Linked DNA regions of Homo sapiens: region 2 is linked to region 1. Evidence: chromatin loops called from intact Hi-C (ENCODE). Cell type or tissue: ovary. All regions are shown on one strand. Links, peaks and the distances in the headings refer to the core of each region. The heading gives the core; the rest is flanking DNA. Region 1 overlaps LOC105371317 (a long non-coding RNA gene). Region 2 holds the start of LOC105371316 (a long non-coding RNA gene).

What was found. Hi-C counts contacts between places; a loop is a spot of excess contacts. Peaks named below come from ENCODE experiments on the same cell type or tissue, not always from the same donor. Only the 100,000 strongest peaks of a DNase experiment are listed, where the experiment ranks them.
Region 2: it touches region 1 in a loop (3-fold over the local background); 3 of 110 quality-filtered maps call a loop at or near these places.

Annotation. Positions count from the first base shown.
Region 1 is chr16:66,247,092-66,255,717 of GRCh38, forward strand. All of the region lies in intron 1 of LOC105371317 (a long non-coding RNA gene), which reads right to left. Among named protein-coding and RNA genes, the nearest start is that of CDH5, 120 kb to the right of the region's middle. In ovary, for the core only: no CTCF peak of the experiment used is centred there; DNase peaks (open chromatin) are centred at 830, 1,280 and 3,880; H3K27ac peaks cover 3,904 bases.
Region 2 is chr16:66,131,439-66,140,064 of GRCh38, forward strand. It overlaps LOC105371316 (a long non-coding RNA gene), which reads left to right and starts at 3,544. Exons shown (of 3, transcript XR_933684.2): 1 at 3,544-3,758; 2 at 4,672-4,844. In ovary, for the core only: no CTCF peak of the experiment used is centred there; a DNase peak (open chromatin) is centred at 4,093; H3K27ac peaks cover 2,088 bases.

The sequences.
Region 1 (8,626 bases), core at 275-8,274:
ACTAGTTGTCTCTTTTTTAATCACACAGATTTTTTTTTTTTTTTCTGAGACTGGGTCTCACCCTGTCACCCAGGCTGGAGTGCAGTGGCCTGATCTCGGCTCACTGCAACCTTCACCTTCCAGGTTCAAGTGGTTCTCCTGCCTCAGCCTCCTGAATAGCTGGGATTACAGGTGTGTGCCACCACACTCAACTAATTTTTGTATTTTTAGTAGAGACCAGGCTGGTCTCAAACTCCTGACATCAAATGATCTACCCACCTCTGCCTCCCAAAGTGCTGAGATTACAGGCGTGAACCACCATATCCGGCCTTAAATAACACAGATTTTTTAATAAAAAGTTTTTTCAGGAGACATCACTAACGTATGTATTTCTTTGTCAAATACGTGTTCTCTATTCCTAGCATAGATTTACATACATTAAATATATACAAAAATAGAAGAAGTCAATATAAACTAAATATCAACTGAAGTTCTAATGTTTTCTTGCAGGAAGAGGGAAATATGGATAAGTTGGAAGGATGGGGAGAGCCAGTTGTTGGCCATGGAAATCATGATTGCCTCATGGCTGGGAGCAGCTAGAACTGCTTTCTTTCACCAAAGAGGAAACAGAGGCGTGGAGGGGTTAGAGGTTGTCTCAAGATCATGCAGAACTCACCTCTCCCTGCCCAGTTCCCTTGCACTGTATGAAGTGGAATTGGTGTTGATGTCACAGCCTTAGGGAGCCACAGTGGGAGTTTGAGTGACGGCAGGGTGAGACACAACCTGCTTCTGAATGTTTAGCCCAGTAACTTACACAGGCATGGAGTTTCATCCCAGCCAAAGTGCTGGCTCACGTCGTCCTAGCTAAAGCCCATGTGTGGAGGTTCCGGTTCCCAGAAGTTTCCAAAGCGGAGGATGTAATTACAATGTTTTAAAGCAAACAAACACACACCCAAGTGGGAGGACTGCATATTTATTTGACTAATTAGAGGGAATTCACTGAGAGGATGTACAATAACATCAGCCTCTCTTTTTTTTTTCTTTTTGGTAATACTAATTGACATTTTCTTTTGACATTTTATTAGTAGCTCATCTTTATTTTTATTGTGCTCTCAATAAAGTACCAAGGCAAAGCATCGTACTCTCTGGCAATAAATGAGTGTGAATCATGCATCACGTAAATAGCAGTGTCTCGGGAAGCCGGAGGGGCAGAGCGCCAGTTATCAGCCTGATGCCGGGAGGGGAGGGGAAACCCACCCACGGGCATTTATCAGGCACAGACTGAGGCTTTCCAATTTGTTGCCTGGCTGCTGAGAGCACTGGCTGTGCTCAACCCAGTTCCCAAAGAGGCTGCTCTCAGCACTCCTGGGCCTAAGCTGATATTGCATCCTGATGACCAAGAAAAACACACATGTCAGTAGACATCCCAGCCCCTTCTGCCGCCTCCACGCGTCTGCTGTTCATCCCAAGAAAGAGGCAAGAAACTGTTGTCTCAGTCAGGACATTTAATACATGTTTTCTGAGAATCCAAACCTGTCCGGGCTCAGCACAACGTCGCTAAAAGAGCAACTTAGAGTCCCACAGATCTGGATTCAACTTCAGCTCTCTTAGCCTCCATTTTCCATTTGTAAAATGGAAATTAAATACCTACCTCATGGAGTTGTACTGATAATTTAATTAGAAAATTACACAAAGCTGCCGGGCGTGGTGGCTAACACCTGTAATCCCAGCATTTTGGGAGGCCAAGGTGGGCAGATCACTTGAGGTCAGGTATTCAAGACCAGCCTGGCAACATAGTTGAAAACTCATTTCTGCGAAAAAAAAAAAAAAAAAGAAAAGAAAAAAGAAAAATTTGCCCGACATGGTGGCACACACCTGTAATCCCAGCTACTAGGGAGGCTGACATAGGAGAATCTCTTGAACCCAGGATTGCAGTGAGCCAAGATCACGCCACTACACTCCAGCCTGAGCAACAGAGAGAGACTCCATCTCAAAAAAAGGAAAATTACTTAAAGCACCTAACGCAATGTCTTATGCAGGCATGTGTCGCAGTAAGATTTATTGTGGAAAACACAATTAGTCAAGGGACTTAAAACTAGGACATAGTAGTAAAGGAGTGTGAAGAGTTTCACCCCAAAATACTGCTCCCTGGGATAATGCGTGTTTTGTACTGAAGGTCCTTAGAAGGCCTTCAGATGCTAGAACAGACTTTTGCTAAAAGAGACAGATGCTAGAAGAGACTTTTCCTGATCTGCATAAAGACAGGATGGACCCACGAAGGACAGCAATTGTTTTTCCTCCCCAACCTTCCTGTCTCTAAATTCTCTACCTCTCCCACAGCACAGGCTGAAGCTCCCTTATTTGCCCAAAGAAGAAAACAATTACCTCTGATCCCTTCCCTGAAATTTCACTAACTGAACCCATATCACAGGAAGGAAAACCAAAGACTGTCTACACACCTACTAGACAGACTTTGGTCACAAACCATTGTTTGCTCTGCGGACCCAACCGATTTTGTCGCAGGCTATTGTATGTTCTTCAAGCCCACTGAATTCTCAGAAAAATCACTTACTATCCCCCTAAAATCACCCACACTTCCCCATCTCCCTTTCCCCTAAGAAAGCAGGGTATATAAGCATCTGTATCCCACTGATCAATCACTGGGATTCTCACTGTGTGCACAGTAGTCATAAATTTGTTTGCCTTTTCTCTTAGTAATCTGCCTTTTTGTGAGTTGATTTTTCAGCAAATCTTCTGAGGGCAAAGCCGGAAAGCCTTCCCTTTGCACCCACAGTAGATACATAATAAATGCCCCTAATAGACACCATAATAAAAACTCTTTTTCTTCCTTAAAGGTACCCACCTTTCTTGGTGGTGGAGAGAGAGGAAGTCCGAAACACAAATCACTGCAGTATATGACTGACTCCAACAGGTTAGGCAAGTCGGGAGCCACAGAAGGTCTTTGAGCAGCAGAGAGGGATGGCAAGAGCTGCACCACAGGCAGAGAAGCAATACCACCTGTAGCACTGAGCACTTGAAATGTGGCTAGTCCACACTGAAACATGCTGTAGGTATAAAATGCACACTGGATGTCCAAGATTGAGTGCCATAAAAAGAATATAAAATACTCATTAATAGCTTTACAGGCCAGGCACAGTGGTTCATGCCTGTAATCCCAGCACTTTGGAAGGCCAAGGCAGGAGGATTACTTGAGGCCAGGAGTTTGAGACCAGCCTGGGCAACACAGTGAGACTCTGTCTCCACAAAAAATAAAAAAAATTAAAAATTAGCCAGGTATGGTGGCTTGAGCCTGTAGTCCCAGCTATTCAGGAGGCTGAGGTGGGAGGATCGCTTGAGCCCGGGAGTTGGAGGCTGCAGTGAGCTGAGATCACGCCACTGCCCTCCAGCCTGGGTGACAGAGCAAGATCCCATCTCAAAAAAAAAAAAAATAGTTTTTATACTGATTACATGTTGAAATGATACTATTTTGAATATATTACATGAAATGAAATATATTTTTAAATGAATTCTACCAGTTTCCTTCTCTTTTTTAATGTGGCTGCTAAAAAATTCAAAATTATATACATGGCTCACATTATGTTTCCATTGGACAGCACTGGCCCTGGAATGTTTGCCGGATGTATCAGAGCACGGCTGGGGGCAGCAACAACATCTGGGCCATTTCATTCCAGCCAGACTGCTGATGTCCCCTTAGCCCCACCCTGCCTCTCCCACTGCACTGCTAGTTCACTGAGTAATTAACATGCCTTGAAGCAAAAAGCCCCGGCTCCTGAATGTGCTTGACAATGCTCAGAGAGTTTTACAAAGTTGTGTCAACAGGAAACATCCAGACAGTGTTCTCAAACACCCCATGTTATCCAGAGGAGGGATCCAGCGCCAAAGTGCCTGGCTCTTAGCCCCGTGATCTCGTGGCCACAGCTCCGTCCCAGCAGCAGCTATTTCACAAGGTAAATTAAAAAGCAACCAGCATTTTCCTCTCCAACTGGCACCAAATGGATTGTTTTTCTGTAACTATTTCCCTGGTGGAGAGCTCCCTAAAGCCTGCAGGATCTATCCCAACGGACTGCATGCCTGATGCTTCCAGGGATGGAGAATGCACAAAGCAGATATTGTTCCCCTGCACTTGGCTTTGGTCTGCATGCCCCAGGCTCAGACTTGAAATTCAAACCAACAATGCCGCTGACCTTCTGGGTGGGGACCTTGAAACTATGCCTCTCCTTTTCTCTGTCAGCAAAATGGCAATGCTGGGTTGCACGGTCTGGAATATTCTGGGAGAAGGCATGCTACCAGGGCAGTTAAGTGGATGTGTTCTGCAGTCAGAAGGGCCAGGGTTCAAGTCCCGGTTCTGCCACCAACAGGCCAGGCGGCCTGGGGCAAATTACTTTGCCTGTGTGAGCCTGTTTTTTCATTTGTAAAATGGGAATGCAGAGAGGGATGATCTCATGGATTGCTGGGTGGTAGGATTAGATAATGGGGGAAAGATATGTAGTGAGATATTTGGCACCTAGGAAGCACCAAATAAAGTCATCCAATAAATAAAGACTTCACAGTTTGTTTTGGAAGCATTTGTCCAAGCCTCAGAAGGCCTTGGTCCATGCTGGGGTCTCATATCTCTTCCAGCTGCTGCTAAGCAACTCGGGATGCTCAGATTCTGATGCTGCTTCCAGATCCAGAGGATCTGCACCCAGCAAAGGCAGGGACAGGGAGGGGCGAGGGAGAGGGCTCTCTCTGGGGATGCTTTCAAACTAGAAGGAAGCAAAGCTGCGACTGGCGGGTTGGGAGGGGGTCACAAATCTAGACAGGAACAATGCTGTCATTTCGTTTTAGAAATTCCTTAATCTTACTATTTTTTATTTACATTTCAGTAGTCACATTTTGAACATTCAATGTCTTCGGGCAGAAACAAAAATTTCTCAGAACTGTCAGTGACTGGGTGGCCCTATGGCCTCTTAGCTAAATTTGTGTTTGTTTTTTGGTGGTGGTGGTGGTTTTTTTGTGTGTGTTTGTTTTTTAACAGAGTTTCACTCTGTTGCCCAGGCTGGAGAGCAGTGGCACAATCTTGGCTCACTGCAAACTCCACCTCCCGGGTTCAAGTGGTTCTCTTGCCTCAGCCTCTCGAGTAGCTGGACTATTAGCACCCATCACCACATCTGGCTAATTTTTGTATTTTTAGCAGAGATAGGGTTTCACCATGCTGGCCAAGCTGGTCTCGAACTCCTGACCTCAAGTGATCAGCCCCTCTCGGCCTCCCAAAGCGCTGGGATTACAGGCATGAGCCACTGTACCTGGCCAAATTTGTGATGTTAAATAAATGCTCTCTCTCTCTACTGAAGTCAAGAGAAAAGCAAGATATTTGAGGCTTGCTTCATCTTTCTCTAGGATTTTCTTTTTTTCCTTATACCTATATTCTTATATTACATCTGAATCAGTTTTATCATGAACATCATACATAACTTCAGAATTTTTCCTCCTATTTTGAGGTAGCAAAGGTGACATTCCATTTCTAATTCATTCTCTCAGTATATAAAAAAAAACTCTAATATTTTCTTGAAATCCTCATGACCTAGATAGAATTCCTAGATAGAATTATACAACTAAAAATTAAAAGCAGTTATTAAAGTTTATTTTGTTGAATATTATGAATGCAGGTTCTACAAATATTGTAATTGTGATATAATCTAATTTCTATTATTCTGTTCTGTATTATTATTTAAATTTTATAAGCATTGCTTGGCTCAGAAAGGAAATAATATTCTTCCTAAAGCTATCTAGCTAATACTCTCAATATTTATATTAATTGTAACTCTGTCCCCCTATTTATTTGTCAATTGAAAAAATTTAAGATGATTTAGTAAATCGAATTAACTCTCATAATCAAAATTAATTATTGCAACACTTGACTCTCACAACAATTTATACTTCCAACAATTGATAAAATTTTAAAACAAAAAAAAAATCGACTGGGCACAGTGGCTCACACCTGAAATCCCAGCATTTCTGGAGGCTGAAGTGGGAGGATCACTGACGCCAGGAGTTGAGGACCAGCTTGGGCAACATGGCAAGACCCTGTTTCTACCCCCTCTCCCCCAAAAAAATCACTCTAGAATACTTTCAGAAAGCTTACCTATATTTGAAAGTGGATATTTAGATAGTAACAATGAATCCAAAAATATACCATCTCATATCATTACTTATTGTTATATAAATGATCACTCAATCATTGATGACTCACAACCTTACAGATCCCGGAAATGACACCGAACTAGGCGTTTGGCTGTTCAGCCATTCAAAGCTGAATACCAAGGTCAAAACCAAACCTTTTTTCATCTCTGTATCAGTTAAGGCCCAACCAGGGAAACAGAAATCACTTAAATTGAATTAATGTAGAGAACTGGTTATACAAGTAAAATGGCTAATTTTGTGCCAACTTGACTGAGCCACAGGGTGCCCAGATATTTGGTTAAAAGCTATTCTGGGTGTGTCTGTGAGGGTGTTTCTGGATGAGTTTAGCACTTGAATCCATAGACTGGGTAAAGCAAATTGCCCTCCCCCATGTGAGTAGTTCCCATCCAACCCATTGAAGGCCTGACTAGAACAAAAAGGTGGCATGAGGGAGAATTTGCTGTCTCTGCCTAACGTTTTCTAGCTGGAACACCAGCCTCCTGCCTCTGGACTTGGACTCAGGCTGTAACTGACACCATTAGTAATCCTGGTTCTCAAGCCTTGGGACTCAACCAGGGAATACACCACAAGCTCTCTTGGGTTTCCAGTTTGGCAACCACAGATCCTGGGTCTTCTCAGCATCCATAATTGTGTGAGCCAACTCTATGTTTGCATGTGTGTGTGTACCTATGTGTGTGTGTATCTCCTATTGGTTCTGTTTCTTTGGAGAACCCAGACTAATTGAACAAGTAATAGAAGAGTACCAGGGGACAGCGATGCAATCCAAAAGTTGGAAATAGCAGGAAACTCCCACCTCTAGGATGGAGGCACAGAGGGAAGAAGTGGGGTTACTGGAGCCCAGAGCTGGGATCACCCAATGGAGGCTGGAACCTGAGAGGACTTCCATGGCAGGAGCTGAAAACACAAAACCACAGAGGAGATACAACCACTGCCTGAGAACACACTGGAGGCAGAGACAGGGGGAGGAAAATGCTGGCTTCTCTCTTCCTCCTACCCGGCAATCTCCTAAGAGTGCTTCCCACTGGCTGAGCCCAGCTGGAAGCCAGCTGACACAGGAGCCTCTGGGGATCATCCCATTCCCCTGTCCTACAGACCAGAGTCAGGGAAAGGCAAGAAATAGACCTAACCACAAACATGCTCAGGACCATCCCTATAGAGTTTCTTATCCTCACAACAATCCTAAAAACTAGGTGGTTCCCAATTACCAGCTAAGTAAGTGTAGTTCGGAGAGGTAAAGTAACTCTCCTAAGGTCACACAGGTAGTAGACAGTGAAGTTCAACATCTCAGCAACTGTAAGACCTCCCCCCTTCACTTTCTCTATTTTTATTATAAAGCTAATACAGCAATTGTTGTAAAGAACCTAGAAAATCCAAAAATAGAGGAGAACTACTCCTAATCCTACCACTCAGAGCTACCAACATCGCAGATGTTTTCCTCTCCAGTCTTTCTTCTAAGCATAATAAACATCTTTCCCAGCAAAACTGGGATAACCTGGACATGCAGTTTCATGTCTTTGATTTTTCCATCTCTGTGGTCACAGTGAGAGGCAGAGTGGTAAACAGTTAGGAAACACTCAATGCCATGTGGGCTATAAGTCCTGGCTCATTGCCTTACTGGCTGCTGCTTCTCCATCTGTAACTTGGGGATTATTCTGATATTGCATCTGCACCACAAGGTTGCTGGGAGGAATAACTGAGTTATTCCTTGTGAAGTCTTAGAGCAGTGTCTGGCACATTATAAACACTATTACCATGATTATTATGTTTCCATGGCAGCAAAAATGCACACGAGCACCATTTTAAATGGCTGCATACCATTCCATTGAACGAATGGATGGACAGAAGTTATTTAACCACTTCCCAATGGTTGGACACTAGGAGTCTTTCCAAAGTTTTGCTACTATATCCAATGATAAATAACCTCAGCATAAATCTTTTCACATCTGTGATTTAACTGACTTTCATCCTAGAAAAGCAATTGCTAGATCTAACGATAGGAGCTTGTTTAAAGCTCAATGAATGGTGCTAAATTGCTCTTTGGAACAATCTGCACCGTTTCTATATCACTGGATGGGGAGAGACCCTGCAGCCTGGGCATTATCAAGTAGTTGTTTCAATGTTATTATTATTTTTGCATACATGCCAAGCAGATGGGCAGTAATGATAGCTGTCATTTTAGTCAACTTGTCTTCTCTTTAGCTACTCCAGTGAAACTCTTCCACCCCGTCTCTCTGCACTCCGCACCAACAACCATGTCTTTTCTGCCCACACCTCCTGACACAGACAAACCATCCATTTCCCAACCATCAGCTGAGATGCAGGGGAATAACTTCTCCCAGGGGACTGAGGTCGCTGAAGACACCAAAACATGGCCATCCCAAATTGCTCTTGGGACTTGTCAGCAGCAATGACAATGGCAAAAGGCAGAAAAAAAAAAAAGAGA
Region 2 (8,626 bases), core at 170-8,169, 120 kb before region 1:
CAACATACAGTTTTGCACAGATTTCTTCATAACTTTAGGGCACTGTCACATTCACCTGCCTGGTGACCCTCTTAATGTCCCTGAAAGGGGCAGGGCAGCTCTCACCACCCCTATTTGTTCTCATTGGAAACTTCCAAGCTTAGAACTTCAACCATTGCATAATCCATTGCGTAGAGTTGAAGTCAGGTTTACTTGACTTGTTCAAGTTTGCAAAACAACCTCTAAGTAGCCTGGGAGTAGAACTCAAGGTTTCTAACTGAATACACTCTTTCATACCATTTCAAAACACTTTGGGAAAAGACCCATAATAAAGTCACAGGCCACCAAAAATCCATTATGCCCCAGTCGGAAACTCAAGACCCTGGGCACAGGCATCCCAGAGAAAAGTGAAGAGAGGATGTTTTCCTTTCTTCTTGAGGTCAGCTGCTGAGTTCTTCCTGTACATAAAGACTCCTTTTCTCAGTTTTTCACGACATGAAGCACTGTTGCTTATATTCTGGCAACGCTTTAAATGCTTTGCTCACAACTCCTTCCCTCCTTCTCCACTCATTTCCCTTTTATGAACATGCTATCCTTATCCAGAATGACAGGTGCTGTGGGGAGAAAAGCACAAGAAAATCTAACTTTCTTATAAACATACAAAAATTTGCAATGTGAGAATTCTCTTTTTTGATGGATTAGTCATGCATATTCTACACAATGAGTCAGCTAAGTTAGAAACATTAATGGATTCAATGGAACCTGGGACATCTTTTATTATTAATACCAGGACCCACCCTGGTGTGGATGGGTCACCAAAGAAGCATCGTCTTATTCACTAAATGGGACACAGAGTTGAATTTTGGACCTGGGGAGGTTTGCTTAGCTGTGGAACAGTAGGGCACAGAGGGAAGAGAACCCATCAGATACAGATAGGGTGCAAATGTCAAGTTCAGTGCTAACAGGGACCCTCGAATTTTATGAAGCAGACCTCTTTGTCCTCGGTCATTCCAAGATAATAAGCCAGGAGCCTCCAGGAGGTCATGGATGAAGCAGAAAGAAAACTGAGCAGAGAACGGATGAAAATGGGAGGTGAAGTTGAAGGAGGAGGAATGGAGTGGAAGGCAGGATAGAGAAGAGCCAGAGCAGGGAAATTAACAAAGAGATGCAGTGCCTTCCCCAAATTAACAGAGATTCAGTGCCTCTTTGTCAACTAAAGAAAAAGCCACACCAGGCTTGAGGTCAGGTGAGAGGCTGCTCAGTAGCATATGTCCCGGGAACTGAGAATTTTCCAGACTTGAATCTCAATTCCCCACACTTACTACCCATGGGACCCTAAATAAGTTACCCACCCTAGCTGAGCTCTAGCTACTGCATCCAGATGGCAGGAGGCGCCCACCCCACCTCCCACAGTTTCTATGGGTGTCACTGGGCTCACTTAGAGGAGCACTCATCTCAGATCCTGGGACATCGGCATCCTGATCCTCCACACAACCATATACAGTGGAGCTGCTGGGCAAGAACCTGAACAGGCTGATGCAGATCCCATGTTCCTTCTACTTTGCTGTCAGTTGTGGATAGGCTTTAGAGCAGCACATGAAATCTGACAGGGAGCCCCAACCCAGAAAACCTGTGTGAGTGGAGCTGGCCTGGCTGAAATCAGAAGACAGAGCTCAGACTCACGCTGATGCCCTCATTTTACGCCCCCAACCTTGGCCTTGGCAGTCACTCCAAGAGTCCAGAGCTCCACACGCTCAGTTTTGAAATTGTGAATTTATGATAGAACTTTTCACAAAGCAATGCCTCAATCAAAAATGACAGAATGACTGAAATTAAGCTTAATGTTTGTGCACTTACTATTCAGGGATACCCTTATCAGGTAGATTGTGCCATCATGTCCATCTTACAGAGGGTAAGACTGAGGCTCAGCTGGTCCAAGGACATTCAACCTCAGGTGCTCACACTGTGACTCTATTGTAGGAAACCTCATTGCTCTCTCTGATGGCAAAATTTCTAATTAGCCCTTCTCAGCCTCCTAAAGGGGAAATGGGGCTGAGATGACGGTGGGTTGTTCTCCCACCTCCCCCAAGCCCTCACCTTTAACCGACACCCACATCTGGCTACCTTCATCACCAGCGACTGGAGTCCACAGGTGGGCCTGGCATGTTCTTCACTCAGAATGTCCCTGCAGGCCCTCAGCCTCAACAAGACAGGAGCACACAGGCTAGAGCTGTTTGTCTCCTTCTCATTCATCACCGTCTCTCTGGGCTCCCATTCCTCTACTGCTGAAACCCCTACTCACCCCCAACTACAGCAGACAGAGCCAAGATGAAGAGGAATGCTCTCACCAGGTCAGCTATTCCCAAGCTGCTGCTCCTTCAAGAAAAATCTCCCCAACTGGTCTGCATCATAAACACGTCTTTCCCAATCCAGGGCTTAGTCCAGACCTCAAGAATCCTGAGAAGTACCATGGAATTCAGTTCTTGGTGGGTTCCAGTAGTAATGGATGTTGGGGAAGAGGCGGATGCATTTGGTACATGGTTAAGCAGATCTACCGTATGCAGTGCCCCGTGCTGGGTTCTGAGGATACAGCAATTATAGGATTTATTACCTTAGAACAATGGGATTGGGTGAATCTTTAGAGATCTCTCACTTCCACCAGCCACTTAAGTCTGAGGCAAACTGAGACGCAAGCTGTGCATGTGACTCAAGCCAACAGGGTCCTTCCCTGAGATGTTTCCAGCTGGAGCTGGAGGACTAGGGGTGTGTGGCTGGGGCTTTCTGCCAGGGCTGGGACAAGATGAAGTGAGTGAGATGCCCAGTGCATGGTGTGTTAGGAGGCATCACTTCCAGGGCCCTTCCAGACAAGTGCTTCTAGGGGATGAGAGAAGGGGGCCCAGGAGCAATGAGGGATATATGGAAAGCAACTCTTTCCTCCCATCTGTGGCTACCCCAGTGCTTTCCAACAAATCCCCTCTATCTCTTAACCCAGATGAAGGCGGGTTTCTGCCACTTGCTGCCGGAGAGTTCTGACCAACAGTGAGGCTTTCCATGTGCATCCCTCCGATACCTGCTTCCGCTGTGCAGCTCCAGTCATTGACCCTGTTCCTGCCCTCTGGCCACTGGCACTAGGCTCTCTGCCATCTGGTGATGCTGCTGACTCTCCGCAGGTACCCATACCCACCAGGATCTCCAGACTGCTGGGTACAGCTCCCAAAAGCCTGGGATCCAGCCCCCCCGCCATTAAAGAGCTTGATGACCCATGGTGAGTTGAGCTGGAGAAAGGGAGTGCACAGGAAATATGCCTAAGTCTTCACTATGGAGACAGGATGGACTGTGCTGGGATGGCTGGAATAAGCCACATGTCATCTGAGAAGAGGGATGGGGAAATTCACTTTGAGTGAGCAAGGAAAGGGTTAAGAGGTAAAAGCCACTGGAATCAGGAGACATTCTAAGGTCATTCTAGGGACATTAAAGATTCTAGGGTCCATTCTGTCATGACAAATGAAACGAAGTGCTGGTTGGAAACCTCTGACTGCCTCCCACATCCTATATTCTAAAAATTCATGTTCTCTTCTCCTGCCTGCCCAGGTCCACAGGGCTGCCTGGTTCCTGTCATGTGACCTCCCTGCCTAAGCTACAGACGCTACCAGTATGCTCGCTGCCCCCAGGCTCATCTCCAGACCTGGTCTTGCTAGAGCCCCAGTGCGCCACCCCTGAGCCTGCTGCTGAACCTAAGCTTGGGTCCAGCCCTGCCCTGTGCTGTGTCGGAACTGGAGGTAAAGGAAGGGATGTGGGAGCAGGTTTCCTGCTGTCAGGGCCTCCCCTTTTCCATCTGACCAGGCTACATTTAGATGGAGATGGGAGGCCTATGATAGCAGCCATGGGGTACAGTGGAAGAGGGGAAACATTGGGATGCAGTGGGCGGAAGCAACCTTGGGGCACAATGGGAAGAAGGAATTTGGTGGACCAACAGGATTTTGGAAGCATCAGGACCTGGGCAAACTATTTGCCTGCATGGCTTCCACCTCAGGCTGACATTGGCAGAAGCCCAGTGTCTGGGACTGCAGGAAGCTGGAGAGGAACATCCGCCAGCTGGACTCCCCTTAAAAGGAGAGTTCCTCCTAAAATAGGCACGCATGACCCAGCCATGAGGGCAGAGACGGATCCAGCAGCTCCCAGAGGTAGGACATAGCTCTGAGCCCAGAAGGAGTTTGGTGTTTCAAATCACACATCACAAATCGCTTTCTCTGCACATTCCTTGGAAGCTCTGGTGTGTAAACTTTCCACCTTATCTTTCCCAGAGTGCATGCCAGGACCTGGCCCTGGTGATGTTTCCATTTAAGCAAAAGAGACAGTGGGTGTCAGCAGCCCCTGGGGCTCCTAGTAAGATGAAGAAATTGATCAGGCTGTCTCCAAGCAAGGGAGAAGGAGAGAAGGGAAGAACAGAGATGAACCGCAAGGGAAGGAAGCGGAAAGGGGAAAGAGGACTTGCTATTGCTGCACCCAGTTAGGGTTTGCGGAGCTCCAGGTGGTGGTGCTTACCAGTGTGGCTCTAAAGTTCTCCACCAGGGTACAGATCGCAGGGTGCCCCTTACTTGCTGTGTGATCTTGTGTGAGTTAGTCAACCTCTCTGAACCTCAGTTTGCTTATCAGTAAAATGTCCATAGTAAAATAATTCCTCCTTTCTAGGACTGTTGTAAGCACTGCATAAGATGGCAAATGCAGCTGTGTCTGGCACCCAGCAAGCACTCGATCCAACTTGGGCATCATTATTACTTGACCAGGAACTTCTGTGAAACTTGGTTATGTCAAAAAGAGGAAGATGAGGATGACTGGGTCATGGTCTCTTGTGATCCCAGCAGGTAGGCTTTGAATAGAGTGCTTATCTGAGTCACAGGTAACCACTCTACCTTGACCTATGAAATCAAGAGATCAGGGCGGGTGTGGTGGCTCAAGCCTGTAATCCCAGCACTTTGGGAGGCCGAGGCAGGTGGATAACGAGGTCAACAGATCGAGACCATCCTGGCCAACATGGTGAAACCCCGTCTCTACTAAAAATACAAAAATCATCGGGCCTGGTGGCGCATGCCTGTTATCCCAGCTACTCAGGAGGCTGAAGCAGGAGAATCGCTTGAACCAGGAAGTCGGAGGTTGCAGTGAGCCAAGATCGCACCACTGCACTCAGGCCTGGTGACAGAGCAAGATTCCATCTCAAAAAAAAAACAAAAAAAGAGAGAGATCAATCAAGGCAGAGAAGCACAACATCAACATTTCACCTTCCACAGTGAAAGTAATAAAGAATCGGAATATTATTTAAAGATATGCAAATATCTAGGTCAGCTAAACTTCACTTGTTGGAAATCATTGTTTACTCTGCCCCAGCTGTAAATAGGGTCTGTGTTTGCATAATATATCATTTAAGGTTCTGCTGCTTTAAAAAAAAAAAGAAAAAAAGAAAAAGAAAAACATAAAGTTTAAAAACCACCATCGTGGATACATAGCACCTCTGGGTACAGATTTATGCCTTCAAGACCCAGAAGTCACATCTTTCCAGTGGGAAAGCTGCCTCTTTGAGAATACTGAGCTTCCGGCAGGTGGGAGACTGAATATGGGGGATTATGGTAAAGACATGTGAGTTCCACTTTTGACACATGTTGGTAATAATCACGAACGCATGATGTAATTATTCATTTTGTTTCAAGAGACATTTTTTTTCCCACATAGGAGCCATTGCTTTCAATTTTACAAAGTCAAAATTGAGCTCTCAGAGAGCTAAGTCTTCTGTTTCATGTACTATAACCTTTGGAAATGCATTTAAAAGGAAGAGAACAAGGTTTTTAGATATGAATAGCCGGAGGTGGTAGGAAAGGTGACCTTGCCGGAGGGTTGCCTGGCAATCAGGCCCACGGAGGTCAGCAGTCTCATCTTGTCTCTCCCAGACTAGAAGGTAAGAGTTACCCTTGGAACTTCACCCTGGCTCCTACACTCCTGGGCTGTAAGGAAGGAGATCTCACCTGCAGGAATAGGTAACATCCCAAGGTCCCAGAGTTAGGAACGGCAAAAGATGCTGGAAAACAAAGATAAAACTTCAGGAAGGAAATTAAAATGTACACTTAGGGCTGATGCCTGTTCTCCAGCCCCAGGGCCTTGTTTAAGAATCAGGAAGTACCGAAGAATATCATTAAGACTCTTTGATAAGGAAGGCAGAAAAATTCACTTACACCTAGATGGCAGCTGACCCATGAGAAAATCCTCCACTCTTTCAGCATGTTTTCCTTGAAAATATTGTTTATTTTTAGTAGAAATCCTGGGGAGGAGAGCTCTTTTAACTCTTTAATCTTTTGTTTGTTTAAAGAACTTTTCAATACTTTAGAATCCTTTTCCCTCAACACATTTATATCAAGACTCTTTTTGTCAAACAATAAAAACAAGCACTGGCTAACTCTTTAAAAAAAAAGAGTTTATTGCAAGGACACAGGGTCACTCACAGAATCAAAGGTAAAATCAAAAATGTATTATACCTTCAGAAGGACCGGAACTCCTGGGACTGTCAACACATGGCTTATCTTTCTAGAATGTTGGGAGATAGATGGATGTGGCTTCACCCATCTCCCCCATCAGGCATCTTTGGGCAGAATGATTGACAGGTCGTCCCAGCCACATCAAAGGAAGAGGAGGGAATTCAGTTCCCCCAAAGGGGATAATCACACTTCTGTTTTGACAATTTATCATTTGTGCGTCCTTTCTATGTAAGAAAAGTACTCAAACATACCTTTTAGTCAAACTCCCAAACTGCATAGGAAAGTTGGGCATTCTATTGAAATAACAGCAGAGAGGGCTGGGAAGGAGGAATGTTTTTTTAAAATCTTATTCCATCTTAATACATCCTCTGGATTAGATGCTGATTAATTTGGCACTAAAGGCTGCTGTTAATCAGTTGCATGTCAGCCATCATTTGTAGTGACATTTAAATTATAAAGCATGATGGGATTAACTGCACTTTTGCAAATAACCTCTTTATAAAAGTATAAGTAAACCTGATGTGCACACCGGAGGTATCAGCACCCCCTGTTTCAGTCATTGTGATTCTGGAGATTATGACAAGGCTTGGCTTGAGCTGATGAATTCAGAGCAACTGTGTTTAACAAGGCATTTTGAGTTTGGAAGTCATTCTCAGAGACCTGGGATTTCCTGAGCCAGTTTCCAGAGTGACAGACAAGCACTTCCTTAGGTTCACACCTGGTGGGATCCTGGCTCAACCTGGGGAAGGTGCTTGTTTGTTTGCGTCAAAAGAAGAATGATCAGTGGTCAGGTGGTCTGCACCCCTAGCGGCTTCTTGGCCCCAGGACCCCTAGAGGGCATGAGACCCTCTGAGAGCACTGACTTCCCATTGTCTAGAATGACCTGCATGATCTGCTCATTTGGTAGGGGTAAGCAGATGGGGAGAAAGCAGGCAGAGAGGGAACTAATCATCACTGAGTCCCTAAGGCATTCCAACAACTGCTTTCGGATCTTCTGGGGGCTCCCACTTTGTTATAGAGACATTTTTTTTAAACTTGTAAAATACTGGAAAAAAAAAATAAAGTAAAAAACTGAAAATACCCACAATCCTACAACCCAGGAATAACCATTCACATTTTCAAAGACTTGTTTAGGCATACGGGGTGCGTATGCAGGTGTGTTCATCCATGTTGTCTTCAATACTTCTTATGAGACAAATAGGGAATAAATAAATGTATGTGCATAATTAGGGTCATGATGTATGCATACTTTTGCATCCTGCATTTTCCTTTTTTTTTTTTTTTTTTTTTTTTGAGACAGAGTTTTGCTCTCTTGCCCAGGCTGGAGTGCAGTGACGCTATCTCATTCACTGCAACCTCCGCCTCCCCGGTTCAAGCGACCCTCCCCCCTCAGCCTCCCTAGTAGCTGGGATTATGAGTATGTGCCACCACGACCTGGCTAATTTGTATTTGGCTAATTTGTATTTTTAGTAGAGAAAGGGTTTCACCACGTTGGCCAGGCTGATCTCAAACTCCTGACCTCAAGTGATCCGTCCTCCTCAGCCTCCCAAAGTCCTGGGATTAATTAAAACCTTGGCTCAGTTTTATGTTACACTTAAAAGGCTGTCATTGCTCCCAACCCCAGTGCACTTAGTGAGTACTCAAATTTTCATTAAGTAAGGCAGGTGGTTTCAGTTTTGATAGGATGCTCCAGTGACAGGAAACTCACTACCAGTTGAGTCGGGTAGTTCCACATTTGGGTATCACAAACACTTGAAGGTCCTTCCTTATATCAAAACAGAATTTGCTGCTATGTAATGGCTCCATACTTGGGACATGCATAACTAGCTAATTCCTTTTCCACGGATTCTTTAAACCAGTTCAGATATTTCTCTACTCTCCCTCCTCCAGGCTAGTGAACTCAAGTCATTTGAGAGTTTCCTTCCAGGGCCTGATGTTGGGGCTCCTCCCCATTGGAGATTCTTTCCTCTGGTAGCCCCCCTCCCCAACTAGCTGCCTGCACCCCTTTTCAAGAGAGCCCCAGCCTTTGCAGGGTGACCCCCTCACTCTTTCTGCAGCTCACGAGTATTTCAGAAAATGAGTCCTAATTCTTCAGTAACTAACATGGTGTAGACATGCCACAG